3 separate regions of the Homo sapiens genome follow, and regions 2 and 3 are each linked to region 1. A link is a contact called in ENCODE Hi-C or POLR2A ChIA-PET data. All regions are on one chromosome and are shown on one strand. Each heading gives the region's core, a stretch centred on a gene start or an enhancer-like site at or near the end of the contact. The rest is flanking DNA. Distances are from core to core; before and after follow the strand shown. Region 1 overlaps OAZ2 (ornithine decarboxylase antizyme 2). Region 2 overlaps RASL12 (RAS like family 12). Region 3 holds the start of SPG21 (SPG21 abhydrolase domain containing, maspardin).

The links. A loop is a pair of places that touch in the nucleus more often than their neighbours do. ChIA-PET counts read pairs that join two places held with the same protein, here RNA polymerase II (POLR2A). Pooled maps may share reads with other maps.
Region 2: a pooled map shows a loop between it and region 1 (4-fold over the local background). The contact joins two enhancer-like sites. A Hi-C loop is called at or near these places in 2 of 50 pooled maps. POLR2A ChIA-PET finds 5 or more read pairs at or near these places in 2 of 52 experiments (OCI-LY7 and activated naive CD4-positive, alpha-beta T cell).
Region 3: a pooled map shows a loop between it and region 1 (2.4-fold over the local background). The contact joins the promoter of SPG21 here to the enhancer-like site in region 1. A Hi-C loop is called at or near these places in 4 of 50 pooled maps. POLR2A ChIA-PET finds 5 or more read pairs at or near these places in 3 of 52 experiments (B cell, H1 and activated naive CD4-positive, alpha-beta T cell).

The regions. Positions count from the first base shown.
Region 1 is chr15:64,686,370-64,689,151 of GRCh38, forward strand. OAZ2 (ornithine decarboxylase antizyme 2) reads right to left here. Exons shown (of 5, transcript NM_002537.3): 4 at 2,715-2,782; 5 at 1,205-2,465. The coding sequence ends at 2,335. Among named protein-coding and RNA genes, the nearest start is that of OAZ2, 16 kb to the right of the region's middle. Within about 2 kb of position 1,447, at least 3 of the 41 ENCODE cell types and tissues checked have a DNase peak (open chromatin) inside an H3K27ac peak, as active enhancers do.
Region 2 is chr15:65,053,885-65,056,666 of GRCh38, forward strand. RASL12 (RAS like family 12) reads right to left here. Exons shown (of 5, transcript NM_016563.4): 5 at 1-1,390. The coding sequence ends at 1,015. Among named protein-coding and RNA genes, the nearest start is that of SLC51B, 9.9 kb to the left of the region's middle. RefSeq lists enhancers at 548-1,048, 1,049-1,549. Within about 2 kb of position 1,372, at least 9 of the 41 ENCODE cell types and tissues checked have a DNase peak (open chromatin) inside an H3K27ac peak, as active enhancers do.
Region 3 is chr15:64,988,575-64,991,356 of GRCh38, forward strand. SPG21 (SPG21 abhydrolase domain containing, maspardin) reads right to left here and starts at 1,340. Exons shown (of 9, transcript NM_016630.7): 1 at 1,091-1,340. RefSeq lists enhancers at 547-1,048, 1,049-1,548, 1,604-1,673, 1,714-1,773 and silencers at 777-1,071, 874-923, 1,044-1,533.

The sequences.
Region 1 (2,782 bases), core at 197-2,696:
TTTGTCTTGGTTCTTTTTCATCTGTCTTGTCGATTCCTTGTGTTTGTTTAATATCTGCATCCTAAACTGCCAGCTGCCTCTAGGAATTACCTGCCCAGTGGGGGACACTTGATTTCAACGGAATGTCTCTAGTCCCAGACTTGCTCTAATAACATTTGCCAGGCACGGTGGCTCACGCCTGTAATCCCAACACTTGGCGAGGCCGAAGCGTGGGAATCACTTGAGGCCAGGAGTTCGAGACCAGCCCGGGCAACATGGCAAAACCCTGTCTCTACTGAAAATACAAAAAATTAGCTGAGTGTGATGGTGGGCATCTGTAATCCCAGCTACTCAGGAGGCTGAGACAGGATAATCACCTGAACCCAGGAGGCGGAGGTTGCAGTGAGCTGAGATTACACCACTGCACTCCAGCCTGGGCGACAGAGCGAGATTCCATGAAAAAAACAAAAACAAAAAAAAACTTGGGATTCGAGCTCATTACTTTTAATGAATACAAGTTAGAGTCCAAGATAAATGACTTGGCCCACAGTGAAAACACAAGCAGGCTCCATAAAGAGCAATGTGAGAGCCACAGCTTAACAGTAGACAGTTGCAAAAATGTAGGTGGAAGAACATGCCCTTCAATTGGCAAAACAGAAGCAAAAGAAAAAAAGTGCCAGTAAATCCTTGAGAAATTAAAAAAACTGTGGTGAAGAGGATTCCAGCCCCCTTGGTACCACTGAGAGCTTATTCATCAGGCTGTGGTGTGGGGGACTGGAAGCCACACCTTAGGACACTGAGCTCCAAAAGGGGAAAACTAGAACAGGGAAGGTGTGTGCTGCATCCTTCAAAGACCTCAGGAATGGGAATGTCAGGAGCTCCATGCAAAAGCCAAAACCCAGTATCAGGACCCAACCTCCCCAGCCTTTTACAGAAAAGGAAGAGCTAAGAGCAGATTGGATCTTGGGTATAGCCTCTCCTAGATGAAGCTGATATGTACACATCTCTCTCCAGGGGGCTCTGGCAGTAAGTCTCAGACTCCTAGCAACCCCGCATTTCACAGTGTAATATGGCCCCAGAGAGAGACCTCAGCCAGTTTATCTGCCCTCCTACACTGCAGTTTTTTTCCCAAGGAGCACGCACCACACCTCTATTTATTAGGCTCTGGAGTCAAAACAGTTTGGTAGGGAGTTGGTCCTAGTTCAGAAATAAAGAATAGACCAACCACAACTTTAAATCAGTTTATTGACACAGTAACACAACACACTTGCCTCCCTGACATCCCCGTCCCCCTCACCCAATCTAGATCTCTCCCCCTTGCTCTCCCCTTAGAAAAAGCTGTTTAGTGAAAACAGTTAAGGGCAGGCCACTTCTACACTCCCAGCGCTACCCTAGGCCCTGCAGAGCAGAGTCTCAGACACTACTCGGAACCTGGTGGGGAGGCAGCTAGTACTATACTCAGCCAGCCAGAAGTATCCAGTCCCTAAGAACGGATTGCCCCACAATTCCCAGGCCCTGAGTTGCTATATATTCCTCTTCCTTACTGCTGTTTGTGACCCCAAGAAGGAGACCTTGGGGCCTGGGCCTGCAGCCAGGAGCAAGAACTCCTGGCAGTGATTTGAGAATTAATTAGAGTTTGGCTAGTGTTTTAAAGGCCCAGGCATCCCCCAAAAAAGCCCTGGTGGTGGGAGTAAATTTCAATGCCCCTATTTAAAATGTACTGATAACATTAAACAGATTAAGCCAGCTTAACCAAATGCCAGAATAACACTAAGCTGTAAAGAAGGAGGGGTCGGACCTGCTTACTCCAGGCCAGACGCAAATGCACACAGAGAAGCCCAGGTAAGAGTGTCAAAAAACAACTCAAGGACACTGCCCAGGGACTGAAAAGCCTATACTCAGGAGCCCCTGGGGTGACAGGAAGCAAAGAAAGAAAATACACAAGTCTTAATAACCAAAACAGAAAGCCAACAGCAGGGAAACCTGAGCCTGACAGTGCTGCCCACCAGCCCTCCAGGCCATGCCCCTGAACCCAGACAGTCCCTCCCCCTCTAGGCAATGTCCTCCCCTAGGCTAGATAGAACACATCACACAGCGCAGTTTAGAAAGCTTCTAATGCCAGTTCATAAACATCTTCATTTACTATTGGTGATTACATGTGAATAATATGTTTATACTGTTCTTTATGGAAAACAATTTCAACGAGTCAACTCCGAGAACACAATAGGCAACCCTCACCCTGAGCCCCTCAGTGTCCTTCCCTAGACAGCGAGGAGCCCTCTCGTCTGTCCCAGGGCTGCCTAACTTCCCCTCTTCCCCCACTGTGGCTCTTGGGTAAAGCATCCTCTATGACTATTAGTCCTCATCGGACAAGTTCTGGTCCAGGGGATAAACCATGAACATCACATCTGGCCGAGAGGGGACACAGGGATGGCCTGGACGTACAATCTCAAAGCCCAAGAAGCTGAAGGTCTTCAGGAGTGGAGCTGCAGAAGACAGAGTGTAAAAAAGTCTGATGAGAAACACAATGGTAGGCTGAAATCAAAACCCCAAACAAAGATGGAACAAATAAGCACTAGGCTTTTACGAGCCCTTCAGGCACTTGCCCTCCTGCCATGATTTCCCAGGGTTTGAAAGGCAAATTCAAGAGTCCCACCTCATCCTGGAGGTGCTCCCTTCTCTCCCCCAGGCCCCACTGTCTGGGCTGTAAGGCTCAGGCCACTCTGACTCCTCACCTCTGTCTTCTCGGCCCTTCCTGAAGCAGATGAAGACATAGTTCACTTTCATCTTCTCTTCAGCAAAC
Region 2 (2,782 bases), core at 122-2,621, 370 kb after region 1:
ACCAAATAACATAAGCAAAATTTTGCTTTATTAACCCAAAATGCTTTAGGTTCTAAAGTGGGCTTTGAACACTCAGACTCATTGCTGAGGGTCCTGGGTCCTGCCAAACCAGATGACAAACGGGTATACTGTGTTTCTACCTGCAGGGGGGCAGGCCCTGTAGCCCCTGGATGGGTCTGATGCTGCTGTGGGCTCCCTGGAGCCCTGGGTAACTCACTGGAGTGACAACTTTCTTCTGCAGCCTGGATCATTAAGCTTGAGGGAGCTGATGCTGAGGTTCTTTGGACAGAGTCCTTAACAGTGGGAAAACACATGGAGAATCTGTCTGCTGGTGAAAGAACTCTGGGGCTCCTTATGCTGGACAACCTACAGTCCCTCCCTTTTATCCTCATTGAGACGCCAAGTGTTGGAAATACCCCTTCCTGGGGCTTCTGTCCATTGGATTATTTTAACTAGATTTTCCTTGGATAAACTGTGGGGTTTGTAGCCTGGGCCTTCTGTGAAGTCAGCAGATGACAGGAGGGCCAGGCTCTGGCCTCTGAAACTGCAGCCGCCCTGCCTTTCCCGTCCACCAGGTGGCACAAGGACCCCAGGCTGTCATTCCGCAGGCTGTTCTCGGGCCTGACATTGACAGAGCCATCCACCCAGACCATCCACTAAGGCCACAGCTGGCCCAACTGTAGCTGGAGCAGGAAGGGCTGATGGCAGCAGGATAGACACTGCAATTTCTTCCTACTTAAGGCTGACCCCAGGTCTCTGGGTTGTCACAGTGGCTGTTTCCCTCTACGGCCACAGACGCGGTGGTTACCATGAAGACCAAGGCCTGGAGGGAACAGAAGCAGCATCCCTGCCTGCCACTCCAGCTCACACAGTGAATTGAGTGTAGGGACACTGCTTGGTGCTGGAGGCGGGGTCTGCTGTCCATCAGACGGAAAGGCTGGTGGTGAGAAGCCAGTCCCTGTCCTGCTGCAGTCCTGTCCAGCCACCGAGCCTAGGCTTCCTGGGGAGGGGGCCTCAGAAGATCTTGAAGCCCTTCAGGAGAGTCAGGGTAGGCGCCTTGCGCTTGCTCTGGGCCCGGGATGACTTCACGGTGACCAGCTTGGCCTGGGCCACAGTGGGCATCTCCTTCAGGTTGATGGTGGAGAGCGTGTTGAAGGTGCAGCTGGCCAGCCCATGCCGCGCGGTGAGCGGGGCCTGGTGGGGCAGGGCCCTCTCCTCGGAGATGAAGAGGGGCCGGGTCAGGGGGCTCTTCTCCAGCTCCCGCCGTGCCTCTCGCACTGCCTCGTGGAAGACATGCTGCACGTGCTCAAAGTCCAGACAGGCAGAGACCTCGAAAAACAGGCACCCAAACCTGCCTGCCAAAGCCACACCCTCTGCCTTGGTGACTTGCCTGGTGAGGAAGCAGTGTGAGGCAGGGAGTTAGGAGCAGGCTGTGCCAAGTCAGGCAGACCAGCTCCTACACCCAGCGCCCCATGGACTAGCTGGGTGGCCTGGGGTCATCTTCACCTCTCTGAGTCTCAGCGTTCTTATCAGTACAGTGGGTTACTGCCCTCTGCCTCTCAGGGTTGTTAGGATTACGAAAGACAATTTGTTTCAAGTGCTTAGCACAGTACCTGGCACAGAGTCAGTGCTCAATAAATGGTAGCTGATGTCACCCAGGCCAGAATTTTGGGATGAGGGTAAGGGTAAGAAGCTACTCCAAATCCCCTATGCTAGACCCTGCCTGTGGCTGGAGGAAGCAGGCCATTCCCAGCCCCATCTCTTCTCTACCCCATCGTGGGTCCCTGGGGCAGGAAACAGGCCACCCACAGCTCTGGCTTGTGGGATCAGCTCTAGAGAGAAGCAGTCGTTTGGACTGAAGGGTTAGACCACAGAGGTGACTCCAGAAGCCTGTGGTTGGCAGAGTTCTCAGGGCTCCTGGGGTTTGTGTTTGTGAAAATTCATTATTCAAGCCCTCACAATGACAAAGTTGCAGATTCAAGCTCATCATAAAAGCAAATAATAAAACCAGGGCAGAGGCAGGAGAGGGCAGGGGGGACAACATTTCATGGTGAGGAGGGCAAAAGGAGAGAGGGGGCAACACCTATTCTGCCTTGGTCCTACACCACCTCCCGTGAAGGGAGGATAGAATATCCGGAACTTGGGAAGGTCCTGGAGGCTTCTGACCTGAAAGCCATGGGAATCGAGGCGGGAAGAAAAAGAAGACTGGCCTTGCATAGGTCGGATGTCTACAAGAGGGAAGAGATGGGGGGGTCCCTGAGATCTTGGGGCCAAGACTCCACTGGCTGGATCTTCCTGACCTACTGCTGAGCTGTCCCGCTGCCCATTCCCGAGGATAATGGCACAGCCACTAGATGAGAGGAGGCACTCGAGTGGGCCATGGTGGGAAAAGTTTCTGAGCCCAAGGCTGACCTGGCAGGAGCAGGGGCTGAGAGTGGGCTAGCTTCCCAGAGTGCCACTCCATGGTGAGGCACGCGGTCTCAGAGAGAGTGAGTAACTGGGACAAAAAAGAGTCAGAGGCATCGGATCTATTCCCCACCCAGGGCTGGGTGCCGTGGTGCCAGTAAGCTCACCGCTTCCTGAGGAACCCTTTTGGAAAGAACACTTGCTATTATTTGCTTTTATGATGAGCTTGAATCTGCAACTTTGTCATTGTGGGGGCTTGAATAATGAATTTTCACAAACACAAACCCCATGTGTGCGTGCATGTGTGTGAGTGGGTGACAGAGGCACAGAACATTGTCCTTTTTCTTATTTTGTTGCATCCTAGGGAAAATTTTAT
Region 3 (2,782 bases), core at 90-2,589, 300 kb after region 1:
TCATTGCATTATCTCTAAACCTTACAGGAGGAAAAGGTGCCTACCTGACATCTGTGACATCTCTTCTCATGCTCTTGGGAAAAAAGCTTTTGGAATTTGGACACAGCTATTAAGTTACTCCTCAGTGGCCAGCCGCGATGGCTCACGCCTGTAATCTCAGCCCTTTGGGAGGCCGAGGCGGGCGGATCACGAGGTCAGGAGATCGAGGCCATCCTGGCTAACACGGTGAAACCCCGTCTCTACTAAAAATACAAAAAATTAGCCGGGCGTGGTGGCGGGAGCCTGTAGTGCCAGCTACTCGGGAGGCTGAGGCAGGAGAATGGCGTAAACCCAGCAGACAGAGCTTGCAGTGAGCTGGGATGGCGCCACTGCACTCCAGCCTGGGCGACGGAGCGAGACTCCGTCTCAAAAAAAAAAAAAAAAAAAAAGTTACTCCTTAATTTGTTGAATCTTTGTGCCAAAAGGAGCTGAACCAGTGTAGGTGGAGACAAAGGAAGCAGCATAAATGTCTAACTTATAACTCCCCAGGAAAACGAGAAGAGGAAAAATGAGACACTCCGGTCCCGCTCTGTTCCTCATCCCCCGTTTACAAACCTTACACCTGGCCCACACTCAGTAACAACAAAGACATCTATCACTTTCAGGCCGAGGTCCTGTCTCCAAAATTACTGGCCTCTGCTCACAGTTCTTAAAAGTTTGCTGAGAAAAAAAAAAAGAAAGAAAGAAAGAAAGAAATGTTCCTGGGCTGCAGTCGTGTAGCCCCAGGATGGGTTTACAGGAGGATGCCCCGGTTAAGCCCTGTGCCGCCCCCACCTCCCGCTGGAGACTCACACACAGCTCCCCGCCAGTCCCACCGGTGACAGCCACACAAAGGCAGGGTCACAAGCACACCGACCACCCCACAGCCCAGATTCGGCCCCAGACACACACTCACAAGGGCACGTGATCACGTGCGTGGTCACATGGACCGGCCCACTCAGAACACACTCACAAAGTCACACCAACCAAGGCAGCCACGCGCCACACACACACACCTACAACCCCGCATACCGCACACCCAGCCGCTTCCCAGGGCTTCGCCCACCCTCACCTGCCGTGGCCGCCCCCACGTCCCTTCCCCTCCTTCAGGAGGCCGCTCTTCGCTCCAGTACGAGCGCGGGCCGTGGAGGCGGCTGGGCCCGGGTCGGGGCGGGCGGCGGAGCACTCGGGACCCACGGGCACAGCAGGCTGCGCGGTGCGTGCGGGAGGCCGGCCTCTGAGGGGGCGGGGCGCGTGGCCGAGCGAGCTTGGGCCGCCGCGCTCCCCCCGCCCGACCGCCGCTCAGCTGGCGCGAGACTCCCGCTTCCGGGTTCTCAGAGGGCGGGGCCACGTCGCGAGGAAGGGGCGGTGCTGCGTGGCCCCGGCGGTCGCCACGGCGACGGGCGCGGGGGGAGGCTCCGTGGGATGCTTGGCTGCGGCTGGCGTGAGGAGAGGGCTGAGTTACGTCTGGGTCAGCCTTAGTTCTGCCCTACGTACCTAGGAGGAGGAGGAGGTGGAGGAGGCGCCTGGCCCCTTGGGACCTGCTTCTTCTTTCAGTTCGCGTTTTCTCTGTCGTGTACAGCTTTGGAGGGACACCTTTGGGTTCCAGACTTTGATGAACACAACTTTGTATACTCTTTTCTTAGGAACATTTTTTTTCCTTTGGCACAACCGTAGACGCTCTCCGTAGTCCTCCACTCAAAGCCTCCGCTTCCTTTTTGACGTTCTGGGGATTTCTGGGAACATACGCCCACCCATCTTCCTGTTCCTTCATCACTTTTCCCTTAAAATCAGAGAGAATATTAATACATTTGTAATCATTGTTCTTAAGGTGTTGCAGACGTCACGTCTTAAGGTGTTCCAGACTTCACGACTCCTTTTTTATTAGTAAAATATTTCTGAAATTATGATAAGGTGAATAACATGTAAATCTCCTTGTTTTGAATTTTTTTTTTAGGGATCCTGCAACAAGGTCCTGTTGAAAGTGCCTCTCTCTAATATGTTTTAGGGAAAGCTTGTACCCTGTTTTAGGGCCTGTAGACTTTGCCTTTACCTAGGCAACTGTTTATGGGATTAAGGTCAGGGAAGATTCCAACTAAATTGCATCCTACTTAGTTATCACTTCTGTCCCCTGGCCCAGGAGCCTTGGGTTCCACTCTAGAACTTGGACAAATCCCAAAAGCATTTTCCAAAAGCACGGTGACATACTTACCTTTTTCTTTCTTTCTTTTTTTCTCTAAATCATTTCTTTCGGGGTTGCAACTCAGTCGCAGGAATTCATCTTTTATTGTAAGCACCACATAGATGTATAGAGCACGTTTCCGTGGAGTATTTTAAGTTGGGGGCCTTTTCTCCAACATTTGGAATCGTTTAATGGGTGGAATAACTTGCAAACTACTGGTTGTCTCTGAAACTGGTTATGGATATTCATTACATTAGTTGTCTATTTTCCCAGGTGGTCTCGAAGCTTCAATCTAGAGCAAAGGGAATAGAGTGATTCCACCAGTCCATTAGCACATGATTAGCCCATAAATAATAGGTACTAAATGTATATTGATTGTAATCCCAGCACTTTGGGAGGCCAAGGTGGACGGATCGCTTGATTGAGCCCAGGAGTTCGAGACTAGCCTGGGCAACCTGGGAGACCCTGTCTGTACAAAAAAATACAAAAATTAGCCGGGCGTGGTGGCGCATGCCTGTAATCCCCGCTACTCAGGAGGCTGAGATGGGAGAATCTGTTAAGCCCAGATGTCGAATCCACTGC